Regions from separate parts of the Homo sapiens genome. Here regions 1 and 3 are each linked to region 2. Evidence: chromatin loops called from intact Hi-C (ENCODE). Cell type or tissue: mammary epithelial cell. All regions are shown on one strand. Links, peaks and the distances in the headings refer to the core of each region. The heading gives the core; the rest is flanking DNA.

Region 1 (4,000 bases), core at 1-4,000, 380 kb after region 2:
TGTCCCCCGCCCCAAATCTCATCTTGAATTGTAGTTCCCATAATCCCCATCTGTTATGAGATGAACCAGGTGGAGAAGATTGAATCATGGGGGCAGTTTCCCCCATCCTGTTCTCATGATAGTGAGTTCTTATGAGATCTGATGGTTTTATAAGGGGCTTCCCACTTCACTGGACACTCTTTCTTCTCCTTCCTGCCACCATGTGAAGAAGGATGCATTTGCTTCCCATTCTGCCATGATTGTAAGAGTCCAAAGGCCTCCCCAGCCATGCTGAACTGTGAGTCAATTAAAACTATTTCCTTTATAAATTAACCAAATCTCAGGTATGTCTTTATTAGCAATGTGAGAATAGACAAGTACACTAAATTGAAACCAGAAGTGGGGTGCTGCTATTAGGATAGCCAAAAATGTGGAAGCGACTTTGGAGCTGGGTAACAGGCAGAGGCTGGAACAGTTTGGAGGACTCAGACGAAGACAGGAAAATGGGAGAAAGTTTGGAACTTCCTAGAGATCCGGAGGGCTCAGAAGACAGGAAGATGTGGGAAGGTTTGGAACTTTCTGGAGACTTGTTGAATGGCTTTGACCAAAATGCTGATAGTGATATGGACAGTGAAGTCCAGGCTGAGGTGGTCTTAGATAGAGATGAGGAACTTGTTAGGAACTGTAATAGAAGTGACTCTTGCTTTGCTTTAGCAAAGAGACTGGCAGCATTTTGCCCTGCCCTAGAGATCTGTGTGACATTGAACTTGAGAGAGATTATTTAGGGTATCTAGCAGAAGAAATTTCTAACTGGCAAAGTGTCCAAGAGGAAGCAGAACATAAAAGTTTAGAAAATTTGCAGCCTGGTGATGTAATAGAAAAGAAAAACCTGGCAGAGCCAGGTGCAGTGGCTCACACCTGTAATCCCAGCACTTTGGGAGGCCAAGGCAGGTGGATAACTTGAGGTCAGGAGTTCAAGACCAGCCTGGCCAACATGGTGAAATCCAATCTCTTCTAAAAATACGAAAATTAGCTGGGCATGGTGGCAGAAGCTTGTAATCTCAGCTACTTAGGAGGCTGAATCAGGAGAATCGGTTGAACCCAGGAGGCAGAGGTTGCAGTGAGCTGAGATTATTCCACTGCATTTCAGCCTGGGCAACAGAGTGAGATTCCATATCAAAAAAAAAAAAAAAAGTAAAGCAAAGAAAAACCCATTTTGGGGGGAGAAATTCAGGCCCAAGCTGGCTGCAGAAATTTGCATAAGTAACGAGGAGCCGAATGTTAATCACTGAAACAATGGGGAAAATGTCTCCAGGGCACATCAGAGACATTCACAGCAGCCCCTTGCATCATGGGCTGGGAGGCCTAGGAGGGAAAAAATGGTTTCCTGGGCTGAGTCCAGGGCCCCCTGCTCTGTGCAGCCTCGGGACATGGTGCTCTGCGTCCCAGATGCTTCAGCTCCAGCTGTGGCTAAAAGGGGAAAAGGTACAGCTAAGGCTATTGCTTCAGAGGGTGCAAGCTCCAAGCTTTGGCAGCTTCCACATGTTGTTGGTCCTGTTGGTGCTCATAAGACAAGAATTAGGGTTTGGGAACCTCCACCTAGATTTAAGAGGACGTGTGGAAACGCCTGGATGTCCGAGCAGAAGTTTGCTGCAGGAGTAGAGCCTCATGGAGAACCTCTGGCAGAGTGGAAGGGAAATGTGGGGTTGGAGCTCCCACACAACATCTTCACTGGGCCACTGCCTAGTGGAGCTGTGAGAGGAGGACCCAAAATGGTAGATCTACTTACAGCTTGCATAGTGCACCTAGATAAACCACAGACACTCAACCCCAACCATGAAGGCAGCCAGGAGGGGGGCTGTACCCTGCAAAGCCACAAGGTGGAGCTGTCCAAATCCATGGGAGCCCACCTCTTGTATCAGCGTGTCCTGGATGTGAGACATAAAGTCAAGGAGATCATTTTGGAACTTTCAGATTTAAGGACTGCCCTGTTGGATTTCAACCTTGCATGGGGCCTATAGCTCCATTGTTTTGGCCAATTTCTCCCATTTGAAATGGGTGTATTTACCCAATGCCTGTACCCTTATTGTATCTAGGAAGTAACTAGCTTGCTTTTAATTTTACAGGCTCATAGGCAGAAGGGACTTGCCTTGTCTCAGATGAGACTTTGGGCTTGGACTTTTGGGTTAATGCTAGAATGAGTTAAGACTTTGGAGGACTGTTGAAAAGTCATGATTGTGTTTTGAATTGTAAGAACATGAGATTTTGGAGGGGCACAGTGCAGAATGATATGGTTTGGCTGTGTCCCTACTCAAATGTCATCTTGAATTTTAGTTCCCATAATCCCCACGTGTCATGGGAGGGATCAGGTGGAGATAATTGAATCATGGGAGCAGTTTCCCCCATCCTGTTCTCATGATAGTGAGTTTGTTTTCATGAGATCTGATGGTTTTATAAAGGGTTTGCCACTTTGCTGGGCGCTCATTCTTCTCCTTCCTGTCACCATGTGAAGAAAGATATGTTTGCTTCTCCTACTGCCATGACTGTAAGTTTCCTGAGGACTCCCAGCCATGTGGAACTGAGTCAATTAAACCTCTTTCCTTTATAAATTATTCAGTCTCAGGCATGTCTTTATTAACAGTGTGATAATGGACTAATATAATCAGCATGTTCTTTTTCTATAGATATAGAGGACAGAAAATTAGGTCCAGAATGTTGCCAGATAAGTATGGCATCGCAGAAAATAGGAAATAAATGGAGAATTTAATAGCATGATTCATCCATCTACCTATAGCTAATTCCATAAAGATATACCTATTAAAAGGACCATATAGTTACTCATGTTCTTGGTCCAGAACATACATATGCCAGGACAGAGTGGGAGAACCTAGAGTCAGGATATCTCTTTCTCTCTTGTGGTTTCTCGACACTGACCAAAGACCAAAACATCCTTCAACAGCCTGACTAGCACATTTGTACTTTAGATATGTTAATATATTTGATAGGTTTCATTCTATTTTTAACCTGAAATTAATCCATCTGTTTGATGACTTTGTCAATCAGATCCAGTGTTTATATATTTTTCACTCATGAGGACAATCAATCTTATTTCTCAGTTTCTATGTTGTAACCATTATATGTCACAATTATAAACTATGTTATGTAATTTTCCTAGATTTCTACTAAGTAGACTTATCTGCTAATTTCAGCTGGTTGTACCAAAACAAGTGCAGTCTCTTTTCAAATTTTAGTACCTGCTTTTGCTTTTTGTTTTAAATTACTCTACTTAAACTAATTTTCCTCATGTGTCAGTTGAGTCAACCTAAAACTAGACCTTTGTGAATATATGGCACTCAATCTTTCATAAACTGCAATTGTTAACCAAAGATTCAGTCAGTATTTAATTTTCTTAAAGCTTTTCTCACAAACCATATTTAACTTATAATAAAGGTGCTTGTCTAGTTTTCCATAATCTTTATATGTTTAAGGGATTAAATCTAAACAGATTTCTTACTGTTTGTTATCTTAGCACCAAACCAGTGTTAGAGAGAAGCATCTTGAGTGTTTCATGGGGTCCTAAGTGCTTAGGGGAGAAATAATTGAATTTCAATTCATCTTCCACTATGGCTGAAGAGATTTAAAGATTCAAATAATGACTAGAACCTCTCTCTTCATGCATTTATGTTATTCTCAGTAAATACTGTATACCTAGTCTCCCATTTATTTGTGAGACAAGTTTGTACTTATTAGCCTAAGCTGAGAAAACATGTATCTCATTTGCCAGTAAAATGTCTTAAAGACAAAACCAGTTGAAGTATCCCACTAAACATTTGAAACAAACATTTAAGTAAAAGAATGTTAATACCAAGCCTTTTGTAAAAAAAAAAAAGAAAAATTGCAATCATTACAAATAATCAAAATGGCAGGACTCATGGCAGAATGAAAAAAATATATAGATTATTAAACTGAAATGTATGTGAAAAAATCCATTTTCTTCCACAGGCTATAGGACAAGAAAACC
Region 2 (7,968 bases), core at 1,675-5,674:
GTGACAAACTAACGGAGAGCTGGAGCCAGTTTTCTGGTGGGAATAGGGACATGATGAGTTGGTGTAAGAGAGCCAAAGCCTTAATAATGGGAGACAGGAGATCCGTTTTTGTGATCAAGAAAGCACATGTGAAAATGCTCATAGGAACAAGATGGTATCTCACAATTCAGGCCAAGCTGAAGGCATGTATAAGATGGGATGACTCTGCAAGTATACAAAACAGTGACCTTAAACCCCATAAATGGCTCCCTAAAACACCTATGGTTATATTTTGTATTATTATTGACCATCAGAAGCTGGTTTTAGAGCAAAGCATAACTTATAACTAAGAATATTAGGTAATTGATATTCCTTGATCTTTCTAGTTACAAAGTTGTTTCAGCTATTTCATATAGTTACCGTCATTATGCATTTTCCTTGTGTTTTTTTTTTCCCCTTTATGCTAACTTGGATATTGCTGCACCCAGATCTTGGAAAGGTTAAGTTGAGATAGTTTTAATTTGGTGATTCAACAAATGGAGGACAATGGTCTAGTTGTCTCTATAGGGAAAGAGAGATAAAATACAGTTATGTATCACACAAAGTTTTGGTCACAGACCACATATATGATGGCAGTCCCACAAAATTATATCATATTTTACTGTACCCTATGTTTAGATGTATTTAGATATACAAAAACTTACCACTGTGTTATAATTGACTTCAATATTCAGTACAGTAACATGCTGTTACATGTTTATAGCATAGGAGCAATATACTCTATACCATATAGCCTAGGTTTGTAGTAGGCTATACCATCTAGCCTTGTGTAGGGTGTCCAAAAGTAGCCTTGACAAAATAGCCTAATGACATATTTCTAAGATGTATTTCTTTTGTTAAGTGATGCATGACTTTATACATTGGCCTTGCCCTCAAATAGCTTGAGATCTAATTGGGAACTAAGAGGGTAAATATATAGAAAACTAATTTTCATATAAAGCATAATCTGACAAAGCCCAAAATAAAGATGTAAGCAACATATTGTGAGAGCATAGACAAGGCAATCGTTTTTAGTGGTGGGAACTGTTGCTAAAGAGACAACAGAATGAAGAATTTTGGTAGAGAGTTATAAAGTGGCTCATAAACTGGAGGAAGAGTATGACAAAAAGAATGATATGAAAGTGTGAAAAGTTGTTTAAGTAATCATGACTAGTCTCCTGGGTGACTGGAAAATAGAGACAGTAGTGGAAGAGAGGAGAACATGCTCATGGACAGTGTTGAATGGTAAGATAGGAGGTTTTATTTATTTTGATTGACCAACTGACATCATAAAGATTTCAGAGCATGAAGGCTTATCTTTGTGTCCTTATAGCCTATAGCACAACATTAGTATATGGCAGGCACATTGCTGTATGTGAATGGTGAGTAAATGATTAGAACAGGGAGCGGTATGTGGGATGAATTGGAGCACTGAGAAAAGTGTGATCAGGTCTTGGAGTCAGTCCTGGTAAAAGGTGTTGGATGCCTGATCTTGGTGTGGAAATGAGAGGTTACATATAAGATTCTGAATATCACCCTCTTGTGGACAATACTGATTAATGGTCTTGGAATTCAATGGAGGGAAGTCACTTGGATGGAGATAAATTCTGAAAAGAGAATTGCCTTGGAGCTTATGGACTTACCATCCTCAGCAAGGATCAAGTTACATCACATGCTGTGATGAACAGGGCAGCAGGCGAGGATTTTGTCATGTACACTCTTGACTTCGCCTTTGGGTATCTGTGCCAAGAATGCCCGGGGTTTGATTTTTGGGTGCGGTGCTGTCCACTCACTCTAATGCCCAGGGAGGCATGTTGACAAGGATGGGTGGCTGATGGGGGATTGCTGAGCTATTTCTTGGCAAATCTCCGTGGGGAGGCGTTCCCCAAATACCACAATCCTGTTATTTTTGAGTAATGGACTGAACCCAGGTGCCTGATTGGACAGGGCCACTCCCCATTTCTTCCAGATAAATATTTGGTTGCCAGGAGGTTATATTTAAATGAGAAATACCTCCTTAGGAAGTTGTTGCCTAAGAATTCCTGCAGAGGGCAGGATCCCATCCCTGCTGGGGAATGCCTGAGAAGGGCGCCAAAATTTATCCTGTACTCACTATGATACATTTAGTGTGATGGCACCCACTTTGAGGTTCTATAATAGTTTGTATCTCTGAATGACAAGAAAGCTCATCAATGCTAGAGATGTTGCATTTCTTCTAGGGAAGGGCTCCTAGTCTTTAGCGTCGTAATAGCAAGATCCTGAAACGCAGATGGAATGTATGTCAGAGATTTGGCTTTTATGAAAGGAAGGAATCAGTTCTCCAAAAAAGAGCTGAATCTTTTCTGGAACCTGAAGCACCGAGTACAGAATCTAGGAAGCTAGAGACTTTGGATCTTTCAGGCTTTAGGGTGCTCTTTGTTCTCGCTACTTGTGAACATTGAATGTTGGCTTTTCAAGCCTTGTCAATTTAGCATGTGTATTTTCTCTATGACGAGAACCCTCTTATTTCATACATTTTCCTCCAGAAAATGGGATATTAAGACTCAACAATTAAATTTCTAACTCTTTGGGCATCATCTGTCTTTAGAAATACAAGAGTTAACATCCTGAGGTTTTTTTTTTTCTTTTTTTCTTTTTAAAAAAGAACAAAACAAGAGCTAAAGCACACAGAAAAAAAAGGCACAAGGCAAAACATAAGCAGAAAAGACTATCACTAACTTTCTTGGTGAAAGTTCAATGTTTTGGGTACTCCAGTAAAAATCCATCCTAAACATACATTTTCCATAACAATGTGTGGTCTCAAGGTCGTAAACTGTGACTCTCTGTCTCCATGATTTTCTAAATCTTCTTTTAATCACCAGCCATATATTATTTTGTTTTCGTTTTTCACTTTTTGAATCCTTTTGCATTAGGAGTTGTAATAATATTTGCTGATGTGGATCACTTCATAGAGGGGAGACCTTACTTAGGTGCGCCAGTTTAAATACAAGTGAGAAGAGGCATGTTCAAGAAATTGTATTGAGTCCCGGAGCTGTGCAGGGTGTATTTCCTGAGAACTCATCTGGAGGAATGGCATGTGTGCTGGGGATACTTGGCAGAGGATTTGTTTCTTCTGATTCATTGCAGAAAAAAAAACCCTGTTAATTATGATGTGTTTAGAGCCTTCCAAGATGCTATAAATATAATTCAAGAAATAAAAGTAGGTGAGAAGAAATACAAGCTTTTGGAGCTACAAGGGATTTTTCAGCGTTTGCTTTAATCTCCCTCATTTTACAGTGGTCTTAGGGGACTGTGGTCAAGAATTCCATGGCAAAGCTGAGAGTAAGACTTAAAGATGGGTAAACAGCTAAGGAGTTTTTTCATTGACCTAAATTTACAAATTCTAGCATTTTTTGGTTTTGTTCTTTTTATGTCACCAGGAAAAAGGAACATGCTCTGTGGAAACATGGAGGAAATGGAGCATTGGTTGAGTAGATATAGAGTTTTGACTTTTCATAAACAGGCTCCCTGACGTTGGCTATCTTTTCTCTTCTCTGGATCTTCTTCTTCTTCTTCTTCTTCTTCTTCTTCTTCTTCTTCTTTTTTGTCTGTAGAGTAACGAGAGCACAAACTAGCTATGTTGTTCAAAGTCCGATCTTCAGAAATAAAATTTGATAATTTAAAATTGCTTTCTGGCTACTTTTAAGAAAAATAATAATAACATGCTGAAGAGAGAAAAAAAAAAAAGGTCCAGGTGGTTTTACAGAAATTATACCATATTGGAGGGAACATGCCTGGATATCCGTGTCAGGAATTTTGAATTAGATCTCATCCCGGCATTGAACTCCTCATGCCTTTGTAAATTGTTGTGGATGAGGAAAAGGCTTTCAAATTGCTTCTGAGATTTCAAATACATTCTACTTGTCTGAAATCCATGCAGTTCCCTTGGGCAGTTGCTGGGTGGCAGCAGAAGTGCTCCAGTGGTAGACTGTGGAACCTCAGAATGGCAGTGCTGGAGGCTGCAGTGTTCCCAGGCTCAGTCAGCACTGAATGTGGAGCCCAGGTCCCCACGCCAGTGAGGCATGCAGCTGGAATGGCTGGTAGGGCTAGGGTTGGCAGGCAGGGAGATCCTTTCTTTCCCACTGTTTGTCACTGGCCATGTGAAAAAAGTGGTTAATACAGTAGCCACTACAATGCATTAAATAGCCACTGTGGATGAGACACTGTATTCGGCTCTTTAAATATGTCATTGTGACTTCAAATATCATCACTATCGGGTGCCATTATGTCCATTTGCAGCTGAGGAAACTGAAGCAGAGAAAGATTAACAAACATCCTGAAGGCCACAAAGCTAGCCAGTGCTTTACCTGAGATGAAACACAGATCCGTATGACATTGAAACATGTTTTTTCCTACCATGAGACTACTCAAAATAATGATAATAATAATAATAAAGCCAGCAGCAAAAATCTAAATCTCATTTCTATTTTTATGCTCATGATACGTTAGCATCCTGGAATCTGCAAGGGCTTTGCTTGCTCATTATTTGATTGGGTACACACACAAACACACACACACTTTCATAGTGAAGGCAGGAGAGTGGTTGACTTTTGATTTTAAAAAGGAAGAAACTGAGGCCCACTAGAATGTGAAGTCACTTTACTAAAGTCCTTGGGAAATGACGGTAGAGCTGGGTTTCTTTATTCCTAGGTGAGGTAGGGCGTTTTCTACTGTAACACAGTGCCTTGAAGGGATGGGTTGCTTTAGACGAATACATGGGCAATCTTATAAAATCAGTTGGCTCAAAGGTAGAGAAACAGCCCACCTGAGTGCAGAGTTGAGATGGCCTCTATTCACATGATGGCCTTTGTCTGTCAGCACTAGTTGACTCCTGCCTGTGTTTATGATGATGCCTGTCTCATCTGCAGCTGTTTGCAGAGTCTTGCATATAGTATATGTCTAACTTAAGCTTGCCCACATGCACATAAAGGAACTGTGAATATGTTGTTTCTTTACTGAAGGCCCTCAGTGGGTGCCAACATTCAGACAAATCTTGATAAATGTGCCATAGCAGAAAATAGAAAAGAAAGTAATCTAGATATTTTGGGTATTGTGCATGCGTAAGTTTTACATTGTTTATTTTTGGATAGAATTTACACAAGAACTTCTTCTCAAGTCTTGAATATTTGCATCAGAGGAACTTCTAGAACTAGAAAAGACCTTAGAGAGTTTCTAAGACCCAAAGAGGGAAAGTGACTTATGTAAAGTTAAACACATTTACAGAGACATGGACGACTGAGGTATCCTGATCTTTTGGGGAAAAGCATGTGCTTGGGAACCAAACAAGTGTGGATTTGAATCCCGATTCTCATTTACTTGTGTACTTGTGGTATGATGACATGTTAACTTCTCCGTAGCTCTAAGTCCGATCTCATCTGTAAAAATAGAGATAAAAAGCAACTACTTTGCTTGGTATCTGGTCAGTCTAAAAGAGTGGGTATATCGAAAAGCCTAATGTGGTGTTTGTGCACTCTGCCTTTCCTATACGCGCTGATGCCCCAATCCATTTGTTTTGGATTCTAATGAAATCATGTGTTTTATAGTTTACAGCACAGATGTCCCACATGATATAGGAGTACAACTTAGTTCTTGATGGGAAAAACACAGTGCAATCAATCCCTTTATAATTTATTCATGTCATCGTTTAACCATGTTATAGCATGCTTTTCCCATATGTAATGCAAGCATCTATTATTATATTTGGGATCTGCTTTGACTTGTATTCCTGAACCTGTATAATTAAGTGTTATATTATAGTGGGCTTCACAGCATTGGGTAATGAAAAGAATTCTGGCCTTGTAATCAGCAGAATTTTGTGCCAACTCTGCCAGGACTGGCTGTGTGATTCTAGATGAGTTTCCTTTTGAGGCCTCAGTATGATAGTTCAGGTGAGCTATAAGTTTCTGATGAGCTTTCAGATTTAATTTGTGTGTATTTTTTTTTCCTACTAATATACATCGAGACTGTTGCTTATTGTGTCTGTAAAGTGCTTCTCAGGAAATCTGGGCAAGTCTCGTTCTTCAAATCAGCTCAGTAGTAGAAGATTAAGCTGACTTCCCAACCACAGACTTCTTCTGCCAAGTCTCTTCTCTTCTCTTCTTTCTTTCTTTATCTTTCTCTCTCTCTCTTTCCTTCCTTCGTTTCTTTCTTCCTTCCTTTCTTTCCTTTCTTTCTTTCTCTTTCTTTCTTTCTTTCTCCTTCCTTCCTTCCTTCCTTCCTTCCTTCCTTCCTTCGTTCCTTCCTTCCTTCCTTCCTTCCCTCTCTTTCTTTTCTACAAAGGCTCAATACTAAATAGGATCAGTAGGTCCACTAGGCAGCTCAGACAAGGATAGACATTTATAAAGTACTCCAAGCTACAGAAAGGTGGTGCTAGAGACTCTTCTATTTCTGATGGGGTCTGGGGTCTGTAATGGAATAGCCATAGATTACTAAAGAGTAGACCATCCAAAGCAGGCATTTTCTCTCCAGTGATCCTGACAAGTGGTTATCCAGCCTCTGAAGGCTTCTGGTGAAAGAGAATCCACTGCTTCCTGCTCGGCCTCTCTGACTCTGGTAGAATCTAGTTAGAATGTGTTGAGGGAAAATCAGCTCCTCTAATCAGCTCCTCTTGAAGCTGTCACTTGTTGGTCCTAGTATTTTATTCTGTAGCTATACAGAATCAAGAATCTATTTATTAATTCAACTACTATTTACTTCCTATTACTTGTCAAACACTCCAGAGCTAACATTTTTCTTTTTAAGGGCTTACTGTATGGCTGGAGAGGTAGAAAAGTAAAATCTCAATTCCAGTATGATGTGGCAAGTGCTGCTGGAGTTAAACATGGAAAACTGTGGCCATGCAGAGAAATGCACCTCACTCAGATGAGGAGGCAGGGAAAATACTGCAGAGAGTTTGAAAATCAAAAGTTTTTATGTCCTTCATTCCCATCCTCACTAGGCTAACTGTGCTTAGAGTATGCGACAGGCAGTGTGACAGGAAGTTGTAGACTCAGGAAACTTGAGTTCTAATCCCAGTTTTGCTGATATTGTCCCTACGTAACATTGGACAAGTTTAATTTATTAGCCATAGTAGAGAATGCAAATAGCATCCTGTCATGTTATTTAGTCTTTGGAATTTCCAAAAAAGCAGTGAATGCACTCATTTGATAGCTCTGGCCCAGTATTTCCTCCTTTATTTCTCCTCATCCCTGGTTGGCCTGGAGTTGAAAATCAGTGCTTTATTCTCCCTGTGTCTGGGCTTTCTCATGTCTCACTCTACCCCTCTTCCAAGCCATAGGCCTATATTGGTCTGTCCCTTAGCTTGTGCCTGAAATGTTCTCAACAATCATTAAATGAAAAGCATGCTTACAGAAACCCACAGAAATTGTGAATGTACACAGGCACATTGGAAGTTGCCCCCAGGTATGTTGCCATTGACCAGGACAACAAAGATGACTAAGGGAGTGTCTGCCCACTCCTATGTGGAAATAATGTTGTATTTGTCTGGAAGCCAGTGAAAAAATTATGTTGAATGGCCTCATGACAGGCTATTTTGTACCCCAACTGTCTTAATACCTCAAATTCTTTATCTTTTAACTTCTCGGAACCCAGATTTTTTTTTTTTTCACTGATCCATGGAGTGATTTTTAGAAAAAGGCTAATGACCCTGACCTCAGAGTCTGATGAGCCTGTGAGAAATGGGATAGGCATTACTCCCACCTACTTCAGCTAAGCTCTGATAATTTTCTTAGAGCTAAAATGAAATGAAAATTTTGGCTGAGTGGGTTATCTCACTATCATTGGAGGGAAATCTCTTAACGATGGAATATGCAATCTAGTCTCTAGGTCCAGTTACATAAAATATTATTTTTCCTGGATTGGGAAAAATGTAATTGCCGTTTGTTCAGCCTGTTTGGATAAAATTTTACAGTC
Region 3 (4,000 bases), core at 1-4,000, 520 kb after region 2:
AAAGTGGACTAGAGTACTCAAATTGAGCTCCTTAAAAATCAAAACAAAATGCATAGTATTCCGGTGCAGACCGCAAGAGGAAGAGTAGAGCAGAGGGCTGCGAAGCAGGGCCTGTGCTATCGTATTGACCACGCTATTGTCTAGACTCCTGAACTGTGTAAATACAACAGGGGAAATATCGAGTTATCTAAAGAAGGAAAAGGAAGTGCCTATTTTTCTTTAAAACATTCAAGCAGGCTTGCTTGTCCTCAGTAGAGAAACTTGAGTTTCTTGTTTTGCAGTTATATTGAAAGTTAGCTTAAAATGTTACCAATTTGTTTTTAAATAGGATTAGCTTTTAAGATCTTCTTGATTCTATTGGATCCAATTTTGTCCAGTTTTAATCATTCAGAAAATGATCTGTCCATCATGTCATACCTGAGTTTGTTTGTCTTTATTCATGAACTATTTCACACACAGTATTTATAAGCCGCCTAGGATCTTGTAAGTCAAATGGGAGAAGCAAAAGTCTGTTCATTGATATCTCTAAGTGAAGCACAAGGTTGATGTAAAGTGGCAAGAAATGATTAATTTTAGGTTAAATATAATGTCGTGAAAGAAAGCAATTGCATTAATGTTGTGATTAGAGGATATTTGTAGAAATTATTTCCTTTTATGGAGGCAAAAGAGTCATATTGTATGTGAGAATATGGCATGCTTATGAAAGAAAATAGTTTTATACACAGGTTTTAGTTTTTCACAACTCTAGGTAAATATGTAATCAAGAGCTACAAAAGGCATCCCTTGTCTGTTTTCTATTGGAATGCTGCTAAGGTCGACAAAAAATATCTGTAAAAAACATGGCTGCACTTCCCTACCTTTCTATGTCTTTTTGCATGTTGCCTGCATGACTTTCATATCCTTCCACCAGTGCATGTATTAGGTTATAATTTCATGGCTTGACTTCCATTCTATTACGTACGAACAACTTTCTTTCTGTACAGGATTATGCTTTCATATCTAGTCCTCTGTTAAAATTCAGTGCTACATCTGAGTATATGAAATGCCTGGCACCACATGGCTCTGAGAACCATGAATTTAATATAAAAGTTATAATGTATAGGGATTTATGTTTATTAGTAACTGTCAATACAGAAAAAGCAATCTACTATTATTACACAAGAATTGTTAAACATTGGGTAGATTAAAAATGAAAAAGGCATAAAACTCCCTGTAAGAGTGAAAATTATTTAAAAACTATAATCCATTCTTTGACTTCAAATAAATTTATAGTTTAATTTGCTAGCAATTTCTTTGAGTTGATAACTCAAAAACTATATAAGAACACTGTTCCTTCTCTATTCCTTTTCCCACAACTTTTGAATTCTTCCCCAACCCTTAGCAGATTTGGATTTGGGGGAGCTGCTAATTAACAGGAAATGGTCCGGAAGGGAGGAGAACACAAGCAGGATATAACAGGCAAGGCTGAAGGCTCTACCCTTGGGTACAGCGGAGAGGCCGCAAGCAAGCTCCACTCCCCAGTGCCAGACTAGGAAAGACAGAGCCTCTGGGAATGGTCTCAGACTTGGAGATAGAGAGGGTCAAAATAAAGGAACTTCTTCACAGATCAAGTTTTAACTTCAACTTTCTGGCAAAACAAAACAAAACAAAACTGGGCTGTGTGTGTGGTGTAAGTGTGTATGTGTGTGAGTGGGGAGGATCTCAAACTCCTTCTTAGAAAGAGATATTTACTAAAATTCCTCATCCGGGGTTTTAGATGATGAAGGAAAGACACTTTGGTAAATGGGTTACAGTATTTTCGAACTAAATGGGAAATCAAGGTTCATATATGGAAACACCTCATTTTACAAATCAGGGTTAATGATTTTTCTTTCTGTAGTTGAGAGAGCTATATGTATACGATCGTGTTCCCTTTACTCAGCCACTTTCTTTTTAATACCAAGGAGAGATGGGATGATTCATAGTAGATGCTCCAAAACAGTTTCCATGAAGAACAGTTGTACAAAGCCAGTTGAATGCAAGAAAAAAAGTGTGGAGACAGCAGTGTAAACTCCCTGTAGTCCAGGTCATTCTCACTTAATTGACTTCTTTGTCTGCTTGGTCTAGGGAAAAAAATCTGTCCTGTCCTAGTACTATTTCTACTGACTCAACCATTTAAAAGATATGGGTGTGAGTTTTCTATTGATAGTTAATAAATGTATTAAGCTGTCCCATGTTGTACTTCTGAGCTAGTTAGCATCATAGGAAAAAGCACAGTGGGTGAGAAGCAGAAGCTGCATTTTTAATTAGTGTCAGCCAGGTCGTATTCCTCACTCCATGCTGTTGCCATAGATTGCACTACTTGTTTTACAGTTGGTTGTCCTCGAGCCCAGAGGGAACTAGGAGAAAGACATCTTAGATCACAGATCACAGATCATACCTTCCTTCACTACTACTGGAAAAAAAAAGATTTTGAGACAATAAATCACTTATCCTTTACCTCGATAAGGAAAACCGTGTTTGGTTTGGTTTGCTTTTTAGAAGAGCAGTGATTCTCAACAGCATGTCACACGTACAGCAGAAAGCATCAATGGATGTCTACATTTTCTAGAGCAACCAAAAAAATATTGGTTTCTTTTTCATTATACGTACATTTTCTGAATGCAAAGTTGCTAAAACATTCCTCAATGACTATGGACAGAATTTAGATTCTGCGTTCTGCTATAAAGGGAGTATATATCTAATGTCATGAGATTTTAAAAAGGGATTTGGATCAAACAGTTGAGAAATATGTTACCACAAATACACCCTGGTTTTCTTTGATGTGCATATGATTGCTCTGGGTGGAATCTGAGCTGGTAGAATAGAGGGGCACAGGTAAAAATCCTTCCTTCCTAGTATAACTTTTCTCTCCCCTTGAATATTTTTAAATTTCTAATTGTTTTATGTCAACAAATAGAATGAATACAGGTAACAAAAAGATACTTCTGTGAAAAACAACTTGATGATTTCCATAATTTATAAGTTTTACTATTTTGAAGATAAAAAATTGTTAAACCCAAGTGGGCGCTCAATTTTCTTTAGATGTATGTTGAGGAAAATGTCAGTTGACTAATATAGCATTATTGTCCAGTGCCAATTTAGTGGAACCTACAAATGGTATCCAATAGAGTACTACATTTTGGGTCTGGAAGAGCATGGATTCAAGTGTCAAGGTGAAACATTTGATTCAAAAGTTAAGTTTTAAATCTTATTCCTAATCTTAAGGACACAATTTGTGGGCCCAAGAAAATAGTGAAATGTGGCTTATTAATGGGCCACCACTCTAAACATTTTATAATTTTTACTTATACTTTTTGATTAAGTTCTATGTTGACAATATTCATGAAAAGTAGTATTGAGAAAGAGAAACAGGTTAGAAGAAGAACTGACTGACTCTTAAAAAAATGTTTACTGAGCATCAATTATATGTAAAATGGTATATAGGATCTAAAAATAATTAAGAAATAATTCCTACACTAAGAAGTTTATAGTTCTTTGGGGGAATGAGCTAAGTATGCATGCAATTATAATACAGGAGAGATTTTAAGTGTGTGAGCAAGATAATATAAAGCATCAAAGGGAAAGAGAGTCCATGATGTAGGAAGATCAAGAAAGTCTATATGCATATGTAAGATGAAGCTGCACTTGGAAGGACAGATGGAAATTTCCAAGTTCTAGAAATATAAGAAGGAATGAGGATTTTAGGTGAAGAAATAAGCATCAGCAAAGGGAAGGGGGGTGAGGAGTGAATGCTGGTACACTCAGAAGCATCAAATAGTTCAAATGCAATTGAAATTATGAGACGATCAGGAAATAAAGTTGGAAATGCAAGATAGAGTGGCTCAGAGATGACCATAACACTGAGAGGAGAGTACATTTATCATAGTGACAATGAAAAGCCATGGAAGGATTTCGAACAGAAGAATGGTGTAATTGTGTAATTGGAGCTCTACTAGAGAGCACAGGGAGAATAAATGGC

Evidence for each region. Hi-C counts contacts between places; a loop is a spot of excess contacts. Peaks named below come from ENCODE experiments on the same cell type or tissue, not always from the same donor. Only the 100,000 strongest peaks of a DNase experiment are listed, where the experiment ranks them.
Region 1: a loop joins it to region 2, with 5 times the contacts of the local background. A loop is called at or near these places in 7 of 110 quality-filtered maps.
Region 3: a loop joins it to region 2, with 6 times the contacts of the local background. A loop is called at or near these places in 6 of 110 quality-filtered maps.

The regions. Positions count from the first base shown.
Region 1 is chr3:189,650,389-189,654,388 of GRCh38, forward strand. All of the region lies in intron 1 of TP63 (tumor protein p63), which reads left to right. Among named protein-coding and RNA genes, the nearest start is that of TP63, 21 kb to the left of the region's middle. In mammary epithelial cell, for the core only: no CTCF peak of the experiment used is centred there; no DNase peak of the experiment used is centred there.
Region 2 is chr3:189,266,462-189,274,429 of GRCh38, forward strand. The region is part of intron 4 of TPRG1 (tumor protein p63 regulated 1); the gene reads left to right. Among named protein-coding and RNA genes, the nearest start is that of TPRG1-AS2, 30 kb to the left of the region's middle. RefSeq lists an enhancer at 6,474-6,663. In mammary epithelial cell, for the core only: CTCF peaks have their summits at 2,067 (motif pointing right) and 3,956; DNase peaks (open chromatin) are centred at 1,840 and 4,010; H3K27ac peaks cover 2,283 bases.
Region 3 is chr3:189,790,785-189,794,784 of GRCh38, forward strand. The region is part of intron 3 of TP63 (tumor protein p63); the gene reads left to right. Among named protein-coding and RNA genes, the nearest start is that of MIR944, 37 kb to the right of the region's middle. In mammary epithelial cell, for the core only: a CTCF peak has its summit at 80; DNase peaks (open chromatin) are centred at 1,567 and 1,967; H3K4me3 peaks cover 3,206 bases; H3K27ac peaks cover 3,295 bases.